Regions from separate parts of the Homo sapiens genome. Here region 1 is linked to region 2. A link is an interaction called in ENCODE POLR2A ChIA-PET data of the cell type or tissue named here. Cell type or tissue: B cell. All regions are shown on one strand. Links, peaks and the distances in the headings refer to the core of each region. The heading gives the core; the rest is flanking DNA. Region 1 overlaps APOA4 (apolipoprotein A4). Region 2 overlaps SIK3 (SIK family kinase 3).

What was found. Peaks named below come from ENCODE experiments on the same cell type or tissue, not always from the same donor. Only the 100,000 strongest peaks of a DNase experiment are listed, where the experiment ranks them.
Region 1: POLR2A ChIA-PET joins it to region 2 with 5 read pairs; 2 of 35 experiments call an interaction of 5 or more read pairs at or near these places.

The regions. Positions count from the first base shown.
Region 1 is chr11:116,816,723-116,822,047 of GRCh38, reverse strand. It overlaps APOA4 (apolipoprotein A4), which reads left to right. Exons shown (of 3, transcript NM_000482.4): 3 at 167-1,348. The coding sequence ends at 1,181. Among named protein-coding and RNA genes, the nearest start is that of APOA4, 3.9 kb to the left of the region's middle. In B cell, for the core only: no CTCF peak of the experiment used is centred there; no DNase peak of the experiment used is centred there.
Region 2 is chr11:116,920,746-116,926,126 of GRCh38, reverse strand. The region is part of intron 4 of SIK3 (SIK family kinase 3); the gene reads left to right. Among named protein-coding and RNA genes, the nearest start is that of APOA1, 86 kb to the right of the region's middle. In B cell, for the core only: no CTCF peak of the experiment used is centred there; a DNase peak (open chromatin) is centred at 926; H3K4me3 peaks cover 1,013 bases; H3K27ac peaks cover 2,507 bases.

The DNA.
Region 1 (5,325 bases), core at 1-5,000, 100 kb after region 2:
ACACCCATCCTCTCCAATCTGCACCACCATAGGGAGGGTGAACTCGGTACCTCTGAGCACTCACCTGTCCTAGCACGTGTGCATAAGGCGAGTGGTATACAAGCAGACAAAGTCTTGCCGTGTAAATGCCAAATGTAACGTGGCCTCCTTGTGCCCTTCCCCACAGTGCCCTCTTCCAGGACAAACTTGGAGAAGTGAACACTTACGCAGGTGACCTGCAGAAGAAGCTGGTGCCCTTTGCCACCGAGCTGCATGAACGCCTGGCCAAGGACTCGGAGAAACTGAAGGAGGAGATTGGGAAGGAGCTGGAGGAGCTGAGGGCCCGGCTGCTGCCCCATGCCAATGAGGTGAGCCAGAAGATCGGGGACAACCTGCGAGAGCTTCAGCAGCGCCTGGAGCCCTACGCGGACCAGCTGCGCACCCAGGTCAGCACGCAGGCCGAGCAGCTGCGGCGCCAGCTGACCCCCTACGCACAGCGCATGGAGAGAGTGCTGCGGGAGAACGCCGACAGCCTGCAGGCCTCGCTGAGGCCCCACGCCGACGAGCTCAAGGCCAAGATCGACCAGAACGTGGAGGAGCTCAAGGGACGCCTTACGCCCTACGCTGACGAATTCAAAGTCAAGATTGACCAGACCGTGGAGGAGCTGCGCCGCAGCCTGGCTCCCTATGCTCAGGACACGCAGGAGAAGCTCAACCACCAGCTTGAGGGCCTGACCTTCCAGATGAAGAAGAACGCCGAGGAGCTCAAGGCCAGGATCTCGGCCAGTGCCGAGGAGCTGCGGCAGAGGCTGGCGCCCTTGGCCGAGGACGTGCGTGGCAACCTGAGGGGCAACACCGAGGGGCTGCAGAAGTCACTGGCAGAGCTGGGTGGGCACCTGGACCAGCAGGTGGAGGAGTTCCGACGCCGGGTGGAGCCCTACGGGGAAAACTTCAACAAAGCCCTGGTGCAGCAGATGGAACAGCTCAGGCAGAAACTGGGCCCCCATGCGGGGGACGTGGAAGGCCACTTGAGCTTCCTGGAGAAGGACCTGAGGGACAAGGTCAACTCCTTCTTCAGCACCTTCAAGGAGAAAGAGAGCCAGGACAAGACTCTCTCCCTCCCTGAGCTGGAGCAACAGCAGGAACAGCAGCAGGAGCAGCAGCAGGAGCAGGTGCAGATGCTGGCCCCTTTGGAGAGCTGAGCTGCCCCTGGTGCACTGGCCCCACCCTCGTGGACACCTGCCCTGCCCTGCCACCTGTCTGTCTGTCTGTCCCAAAGAAGTTCTGGTATGAACTTGAGGACACATGTCCAGTGGGAGGTGAGACCACCTCTCAATATTCAATAAAGCTGCTGAGAATCTAGCCTCAACTGGTTGCCGGATGAATCCTCCTTGCAGCTGGGGAGGTGGGGAGGTAACCATGACTGGGCAGAGCTTAGCAGCGGCCTGGCAGGAGACACCCAGGATTGGGGAGATGAGACTGCAGGAGAGGTAAGGGCCTGGTGGACTGGAGGCGAGTACATGGGGAGTCCTCTAAGGGGAGGCAGAAAAAGATGTCACACATTATCCCAAGACAAAATATGCAACCTACTTATATTCATTTAGCCAACAAATATGCATTGAATGCCTCCGATGCGCCAGTCATTATTCTAGGCACCGGACAACCAGCAAACAGCTTTTGTGCAGCCATGTGCCCGACTCTGCCTCACACTGAGGGGGACACCTGGAGGCGAGCAGAACAGGGTCCCTGGCCCTGGGGGGCTCACAGTACACTGGGGGAGATGGTTCCTCCTTGCACGAGATCTTCAGTGCCTTTAACTTATTCATGTAGTGTCATTTAACCCACCCCACCCCAGTTCCATTATGAAAGCGATTCATGCTTATTTCAGAACTTTCTTGACTGCTAAACCTGTGGTCTCCATCCAGAATTGGGGATTGAGGCTTGGGGACCGAGACGAGTCTGGGGAGGAGGGGCAGAGCAGGTGCTGGAGCCTGCGGGGCCCTGGTCTGCTCTGTCCAGGGGCCTCCTGCCAGGTGGCCTGCCAGTTTGGGGCTGAGTTTGCAGCCACTGGGGTTAGGGGCAGAGAGTCAGGGGGCCTGAGCAGTCTCATCAGCACAGCCAGCTGTGGGCAGCTGCAGCCTTGGAGTGGTCTTTCACCCCACCCTTAGAGACTCGAAAACCTCACAAGGAAAGAGCCAGTTCAAGCGTTTGTCTCAAACGACTCCACAGCCTGTTACCCGTGGACCCCAGCCCTGCGAGTCTAGCCACCTCCCTTTCCTCGCCACAGGGGGATGCAGGCCCTTCAGGGCTTTCCTGGAAGAGGCCTGGAACATGCTAAGGAGGAGGGGGAAGTCCCCTTGGAGGGTGTCCTGGGGCCTCCTCCTTCCCTCTCAAGGTGCCCTCAGGGTAGTGGCCCCCAGCATGGTCTGGCCCAGGCCTATACCCCTCTGGCCCCTGGTGCTGGCCTGGTGGGAGGGATGTATGCTTGGGAATCAGACAAGCCTAGGTTTGAATCCTGGCTTTTTGACCGACTACCGGGTGATGTGGGGCGAATAATTGAGCTTCTTTTGGAAGACATGGGTAATGACAATCCTCTGCTTAGAGAGGAGTTGTGCTGAAGGTTTGATGGAGCAACGGAGTCAAGCACTTAACATCAGGCACAGAATAACCGTGCAATAGCTGGTGCTGCAGTAAATGTGACTTCCTCATCCCGCTCACCTCCAGGCCACACTCTATTAATGAGACCGCCACAGCTGGCCAAGGGTAGACCCCCGGGTCTCCCCTGCCCCAGCTGCTCTCGCTCCTGCATACCAGGCCAGTAAGGCTGCTGCGGCCACTTTGATACCTACCCCCACTAGAAGCACAGGAACCTATGGGGAAACACCTTGACAAACCCACCAGGCACCTGGAGGTTTACTGGATGGCTTTAGGAAAGGGCCAATGAGGCCAAACAGAGCAACGAGTCACCAAAAGGAAGTGAGATGCAGGGTGGGCCGGGTTCCAAGAGGGTCTGGAAGCTTCTGAGATGCTCTCAGACCTCACCTGAGGGCTGCCTGGTTTAGTGCTGACTCCAGAACCCCTGGGGGCCTCAGTGTCTCCCAGAACTTGGTTCTTAATATGAACCCTGGGCCGGGCGCGGTGGCTCATGCCTGTAATCCCAGCACTTTGGGAGGCCGAGGTGGGTGGATCATGAGGTGAAGAGATCAAGACCATCCTGGCCAACATGGTGAAACTCCGTCTCTACTAAAAATACAAAAAATTAGCTGGGCGTGGTGGTGGGCTCCTGTAATCCCAGCTACTTGGGAGGCTGAAGCAGGAGAATCGCTTGAACCCAGGAGGCGGAGGTTGCAGTGAGCCAAGATCGCGCCATTGCACCACTCCAGCCTGGGCAAAAAGAGAGAAACTCTGTCTCAAAAAAAAAAAAAAAAAAAAAAAAAATATATATATATATATATATATACACACACACATATATATTCATATATAATTCATATATATATTCATATATAATTCATATATATATTCATATATATTCATATATAATTCATATATATATTCATATATATTCATATATATTCATATATAATTCATATATAAATTCATATATATTCATATATATATTCATATATAAATTCATATATATTCATATATAAATTCATATATATTCATATATATATTCATATATATATTCATATATATTCATATATATATTCATATATAATTCATATATATATTCATATATATATTCATATATAAATTCATATATAATTCATATATATATTCATATAGATATTCATATATAATTCATATAGATATTCATAGATATTCATATATATTCATATAGATATTCATATATTCATATATATTCATATATTCATGTATATTCATATAGATATTCATATATAGATATTCATAGATATTCATATATAGATATTCATATAGATATTCATATATAGATATTCATATAGATATTCATGTATAGATATTCATATATATATATTCATATCTATATGAATATAGATATGAATATATCTATATATGAATCCTGGATTAGACCCGTGCACCTCTCCCACCACCCTTAGGGCCATCCTGCAGGTCTCTGAGGGTCCTGCCACAGTCCTCGTCCTCCTGGATGAGGAATGCCTTCTCTTTCCTGTACCAAGATGTCTCATCAATCCCCTGGGTCTGGCAGAGGTCTCTTGGTAGTAACTTTGCTTTTGGCTGCTGCAGTGAACTGAATGTTTGCGTCCCCCTAAATTCCTATGTTGCAATTCTAATCTGTAAGGTGATGGCATTAGGAGAGAAGGCATTTGGGAGGTGATCAGGTCATGAAGGGGGAGCCCTCATGAATGAGATTAGTGTCCTTATAAAAGAGGCCCCACAGAAATCCCTTGCCCCTTCCACGTGCGAGGACACAGCGAGAAGGTGCCATTTATGAACCAGGAAGTGGGCCCTCACCAGACACGGGATATGCTGGTGCCTTGCTCTTAGACTTCCCAGCCTCCAGGACTATGAGGAATAAATGTCTGTTGTTTGTAATCCACCCAGTTTTTGGTGTCTCGTTATAGAAGCCCAAAAGATCTAAGACACTTTCCCAGCCTCTGAAGCTCTCCTGTTTTGTTTCGAAAGTGTCTCGCTGATGAGTTTTGGTGGGAGTCAGAGGCTGCCTCCATTACAGACACTAACAACTCCAGTCGCCTGCCTTCTAGCCTCGCTTACCTCCAGCATGGGACATGGGACCTATGCTCAGCAAATCAGATGTAATTGCCCCAGACTGGTGTAAAGAAACAGAGACAGTGGAGAATCTTTTCTGGGGTGGGCAGGAACAGTGCGGCAGCAACAGGCAGCTTGCGGCCAGGCTAGAGCCTCAGGCCAGGGACCAGGCGTGGCAGTGGCTGGTGGGCAAACTGGGCTGTCCCCATCCTGGCTCAGTGGTGACAGCACAGCCGTCCCCATCACTCTAGTTCTGTGGCATGAGCATGGCCATGTTTCTCCCTCAGCTCCCCTTATTCTTGTTTATTTTCCAAACCAAGTACTCCAGCTTTCCTAGACATTTCCTTGAAATTCCTGGAAATATGTCAGTAAGTTCATCTTCTGATTATGTCTTCCAGAGTAGGTTTCTGTGGCTAGCAATTAAAAACCTTGATTGAGGCCAGGCGTGATGGATCACGCCTGTAATCCCAGCACTTTGGGAGACTGAGGTGGGTGAATCACCTGAGATAGGGAGTTCGAGACCAGCCTGACCAACATGGTGAAACCCCCGTCTCTACTAAAAATACAAAAATTAACTAGGTGTGGTGGCACACGCCTGTAATCCCAGCTACTCAGGAGGCTGAGGCAGGAAAA
Region 2 (5,381 bases), core at 329-5,328:
AAGGATTTTCTTCCTTAGTAGAGGTGGGATTTGAGAGTTTGGATTTTTATCATAGGTCAAAGTTACCTAAGGGTACCTTTGCAGGGTCACAATTCTTCTGAGAGTTGCTTTTGTGTAGATAAGCCTGTTCACTTTTACATCCTGGAGCATCACCTAGCTTTTTATATATCTGAAACTGACAGCTACACTTTTGTTTAGAACTTTCATATCATTTATAAGTTCTTTCACTCCTGCACTAGCTTATTACAGAGTACACAGGAATTAAAGGCTTTCTTTATCTTATATAAAATCATGTTTTTCCTTTGCTCTCATGTCGGTTTTATTTTCTCCAAAGCTCTATAGATACTGGTAGTTCCCACAAAGGTGTGTGGCATGGAAAAGCCTGGCAATTTCAAACCTTCTTTTGTAATTATTTGTTGTAGCTTCAATTAAATTAATACTAATAATACCTACTAAACTTCACAACCCTTAAAACTGTAATAAAAGATTGATTAGTGTCTTATTATTACTATAACAAATTACCACAAACTTAATGACTTGGAAAAACACAGATTTGTTAGCCTGTAGTTCTGGAGGTCAGAAGTCCAAGCTGGGTCTCACAGGGTGAAAGTTAAAACAGCAGCAAGGGCTGTTCCTCCTGGAGGCTCTGAAGGAAAAATGTGTCCTTGCCTTTTTTAGCTTCTAAAGGTCACCTGCATTCTTTAGCTCAGCCCCTTCCTTCCTTCACTCCAACCTGTGGCTTCCATTGTCACATCTCCTACTCCTAATTCCGACCCTCCTGCTTCCCTCTTGCAAGGACCTTTGTCATTACATTGGGCTGTCTCAGATAATCCAGGATCATCTCTCTCCCACCCCCACCTTTTTTTGTTTTTGTTTTCGAGACAGGGCCTCATTCTGTTGCCCAGGCAGGAGGGCAGTGGCGTGATCTCAGCTCACTGCAACCTCAACTTCCTGAGTATCTGGAACTACAGGTGCGCGCTTCTATGCCCAGCTAACTTTTGTATTTTTAGTAGAGATGGGGTTTTACCATGTTGGCCGTGCTGGTCTCGAACTCCTGGTCTCCAGCGATCCACCCACCTTGGCCTCCCAAAGTGCTGGGAGCCACCGTGTCTGTCCTCATCTCCCCATTTTAAGATCTTTAATCATGTTAATACAAGTCCTTTTTACCATGTATGGTAACACATTCACAAGTATGGGGGATTGGGATATAGATGTATTTGGGGGCCATTATTCAACATGCCACAGATGTCACTGTAAGGCTCTTTGGATTATAGATTAGGGTAGTGAATTAAAAGAAGGCCCTCTGGACACGCACCACCCACTCTGCACTGACCAGCCCACCTGGATAGCAGAGGACACCCCCAGCCCCCACCAAGCATTGAAGACATAGTTTATTTCCTCATATCCTTTCTCCTTGGGTGTAGTTGGGGTGGGGAAGGAGGGAAGACTGGGGTCATCTCCATTCCTTGGGCTCTGTGCCCGAGTCCATGGTGCACCACTGTGCTGCGAGCTGTGGGGCCTGCTGCAGTGGGAGTGTGTGGAACACCTTGACCAAAGGGGAGCTTTGTCTTGTGTGTTTTGAAAAAGGCTTAATGAAGAGAATGTTGTTCATTCTTAGTAGTATAGTTTGCAATTCTTAATGACAAATAGTAAGTTTCAGTAGAAAACAAAACAAAACAAAAAGAAGGCCTTCTTTATATTCTCTAGTTTTATTTTCCGTCCGCTGACCCAAGATTAAAAATTTTCTTAATGCTCCCTTGGTTCTTGATTTTGAATTTAGGATGATTTTGATTTAGTTAAAGAAATTTCTTTTTTTTCTTTTTTTTTTTTTGAGATGGAGTCTCACACTGTTGCCCAGGCTGGAGTGCAGTGGCATGATCTCCGCTCACTGCAACCTCTGCCTCCCCCAGGTTCAAGCGATTCTCCTACCTCAGCCTCCCGTGTAGCTGGGATTACAGGCATGCGCCACCACGTTCTGCTAATTTTTTGTATTTTTAGCAGAGACGAGTTTTACTATGCTGGCCAGGCTAGTCTTGAACTCCTGACCTCAGGAGTTCAAGATCCTGATCCACCCGCCTCAGCCTCCCAAAGTGCTGGGATTATAGGCGTGAGCCACCACGCCCGGCTGTTAAGGAAATTTTATATCCTTTAGTTTTTACATTGAGAAACTCAGAGTAAAAACAGAGATTATTGATAATTGAAGTTGGAAACTCTACTGAAATATTTGGTAAGGAGATTTTTAAAGACTTTTCTGTTGTTGTTGTTGTTAATAGTTAAAACAAATTCAAGGAGTCACAATGAGAGTGTCTACCTGCTGATATATAATTACAGACTCCGGGGTGCTGGCAGCCAGCCTTGGGCTCTCTCTGTGTTAACACATATACTTTGGCAAGATTTTTAAGTTCATTAACCCAAAGCGTACATTTTTATTATTTGTTTTAAGAGCAAAACAGAAAAATAAATGAGCACCTCTAGTTTTGCGGCCTGCTACAATACCTAACATTAGCTTTGCTCATGCAGTCTTTCTCTTATATGCCATCGTTACTCAGTTTCTCAGTCATTGCCTGAACCTCCTTTCTTGCACATAAATTAAATAGAATTATCATTCTCACCTCCCAGTTCTTTTTTGAACTTAATGGACTAGTGGGAGAAATGCTTCTAGTTGAAGCCAACTAGAACATGACTAATTTTGGAGAGGTAGGTTGGATGTTTTTGACAGGATAAGGTCAGATAGGTAACGAAATCAACTTTAATTCTAAAAGCCAAAAGTAACTTTCAGATTCCTGATCTTTTCAATGGCCTCCCTTTTGGTAAAGTATCTTAAATGTCAGTAAGAAGAAACTACTATATATGAAAGAAACATGCAAGAGAGAAAAAGGGTTTTTTGGTTTTATTTTAAGAAGTTAGTCTTGGCTGGGCGCAGTGGCTCATGCCTGTAATCCCAGCACTTTGGGAGGCCAAGGTGGGTGGATCACCTGAGGTCAGGAGTTTGAGACCAGCCTGGCCAACGTGGTGAAAACCGGTCTCTACAAAAGTTCACAAATTAGCTGGGCATGATGGCGGGTGCCTGTAATCCCAGCTACTCACGAGGCTGAGGCAGAAGAATCACTTGAACCCAGGAGGCAGAGGTTGCAGTGAGCTGAGATCACGCCATTGCACTCCAACCTGGGTGAGAGAGCGAGACTCCATCTCAAAAAAAAAAAAAAAAAAAAAAAAAAAGAGAAAAGAAAAGGAGAAATTAGTCGTAAGCAGCTCATCTTTAAAATAATCGTATATGTTATAGTACCAAAATAACTTGGAACTAATAAAACTCAGATTAGGAAGTATAAAAGATTCATGTTTTCTGTATGCCATTGTTTAAGTGATTTTAATGAAAATAATCATGCATCCAGTTTCGTGTAGAAGATGAATAAATTGGTCTGTGGATATTTGTGTTTACATTAATTTATTTTTACATTTTGTATTAATGTGGTGATTTACATTTGATACTGTTTGTTTGTTTTGTAGAGACAGAATCTCACTATGTTGCCTAGGCTGGTCTCAAACTCCTGGCCTCAAGCGATTCTCCTGCCTTGGCCTCATAAAGTGCTGGGATTATAGGTGTGAGCCACCATGCCCGCCCCTTCCCCCTTCTTTTTTAAGAAACTGGGTTACCTTCTGTTGACCAGGCTGCAGTGGCATAATCATGGCTCACTGCAACCTCAGCCTCCTGGGCTCAAGTGATCCTCCTGCCTCAGCCTCCCAAGTAGCTGGGACTACAGGCATGTTCCACCACACCTCGCTAATTTTAAACATTTTTTGTCACTATGTTCCTCAGCCTGGTCTCAAACTCTTGGCCTCAACCAGTCCTCCCTCCTTAACCTCCCAAAGTGTTAGAATTATGGGCATGAGCCACCGTGCCTGGCCTACATTTGATATTTGATACTGTAAAAAGCTAGCTATCACAACTGTCCATACTAGTTCTCTTCGAGAGAATAAGTGTTCCCTGGATAGATAGATATTAGTTATAGATATTATAAGTTATAATTATAGTATAAGTTATATCTTCAGTCATAAATACTATAAGATTCAGCTGAGCAAGGTGGCATGCATCTGTAGTCCCAGCTAGTTGAGATCAAGGCTAAGGCAGGAGTCTTACTTGGACTTAGGAGTTTGAGTCTAGCCTCATAGTGATACCTTGTCTACTGAAAAAAAAAAAAGATTGAACCATTGTTCCACTGTTTATGATTTTTTTTGTGCTTAATTCTTATTTATGAATTTTTGTTCTAGTTCTGTTTCTAGAGAGAATAAAGCCCAGGTGAATAACTTTGTTTTCTTTCTGGTTTTAGAATTATTAGTAACAAATCCGTGTTCTTAATGGCAGTAGCAAACCTGTCTTCTGTAGAATTTTTAAAGAGATGTTTCTGTCATTAGTAATACAGAAGAAGCCTTGATCATTTTCAGAATAAAGAATTTTACGACAGGGAGAGGTGGCTCATGCCCGTAATCTCAGCACTTTGTGAAGCCGAAGTGGGAAGATCACTTGAGGCCAGGATTTTGAGACCTGGGGCAACATAGTGAGATTCCATCTCTTTTTTATTAAGAAGAAAAAAGAAAAAAAAAGAATTTTATTTCTAAAGGCAGTTACCAAGTCTAGAACTAAGAATTTGTGGAGGTAATCTAGAATCTTACTTGTTAACGAAGCCTCCTTGCATAATGGCACAGAAGAGAAAAAAGAAGCGTGAAACGTGACTCCAGCCCTAAAGAACTGAGGCTATATGGGCAGCAAACATTAGATCTTTGAAAAGTTGGTAACACCAAAATTATGCTTTGCATATATATAATGTACTTCACAAAGCATTTTTACATGTATCACCTAATTTTATTGGCATGCAAATATATCTTATTAAAAAAGTAAAATCTCTTCATCTTCTGGCACTTTTAACTCTCCAAAACTTCTGAATTTCTTGTAAAGAGCACCCAGGCAAGGTATAGAGAACCCCAATGCTGGGAAAAGAGTAGGATTCTTGGCCTCCGACTTTTAACTTTTCTTGCCTGAGATGTGTAAGGATCCACAGAAGAGCAGTTGAAGGACTGACGAGGCACAACACAGCTCACTCAGCATGGAGCCGGCATCGCTGGATGATAGTATCCTTAACAGCTACCAAATTATAGTTGGATACAATAGAAGAGATGTTACAAGGCATGTCATGACTCATTATCACATTAATTGTACAGTCTAATTAGCATAGGAGTTCAGAGGATGATAGAAGTACTGTAGTTTGTAAGATTCCACAAGATTGTCAGTTCCACAAGGACTGTAACCATGTCCTGTTTATTGTCACACTCCCACTGGCTCATACATGCCTGTTCTGTAGCAGGTGCTCCCCAGCTTTGTCGAA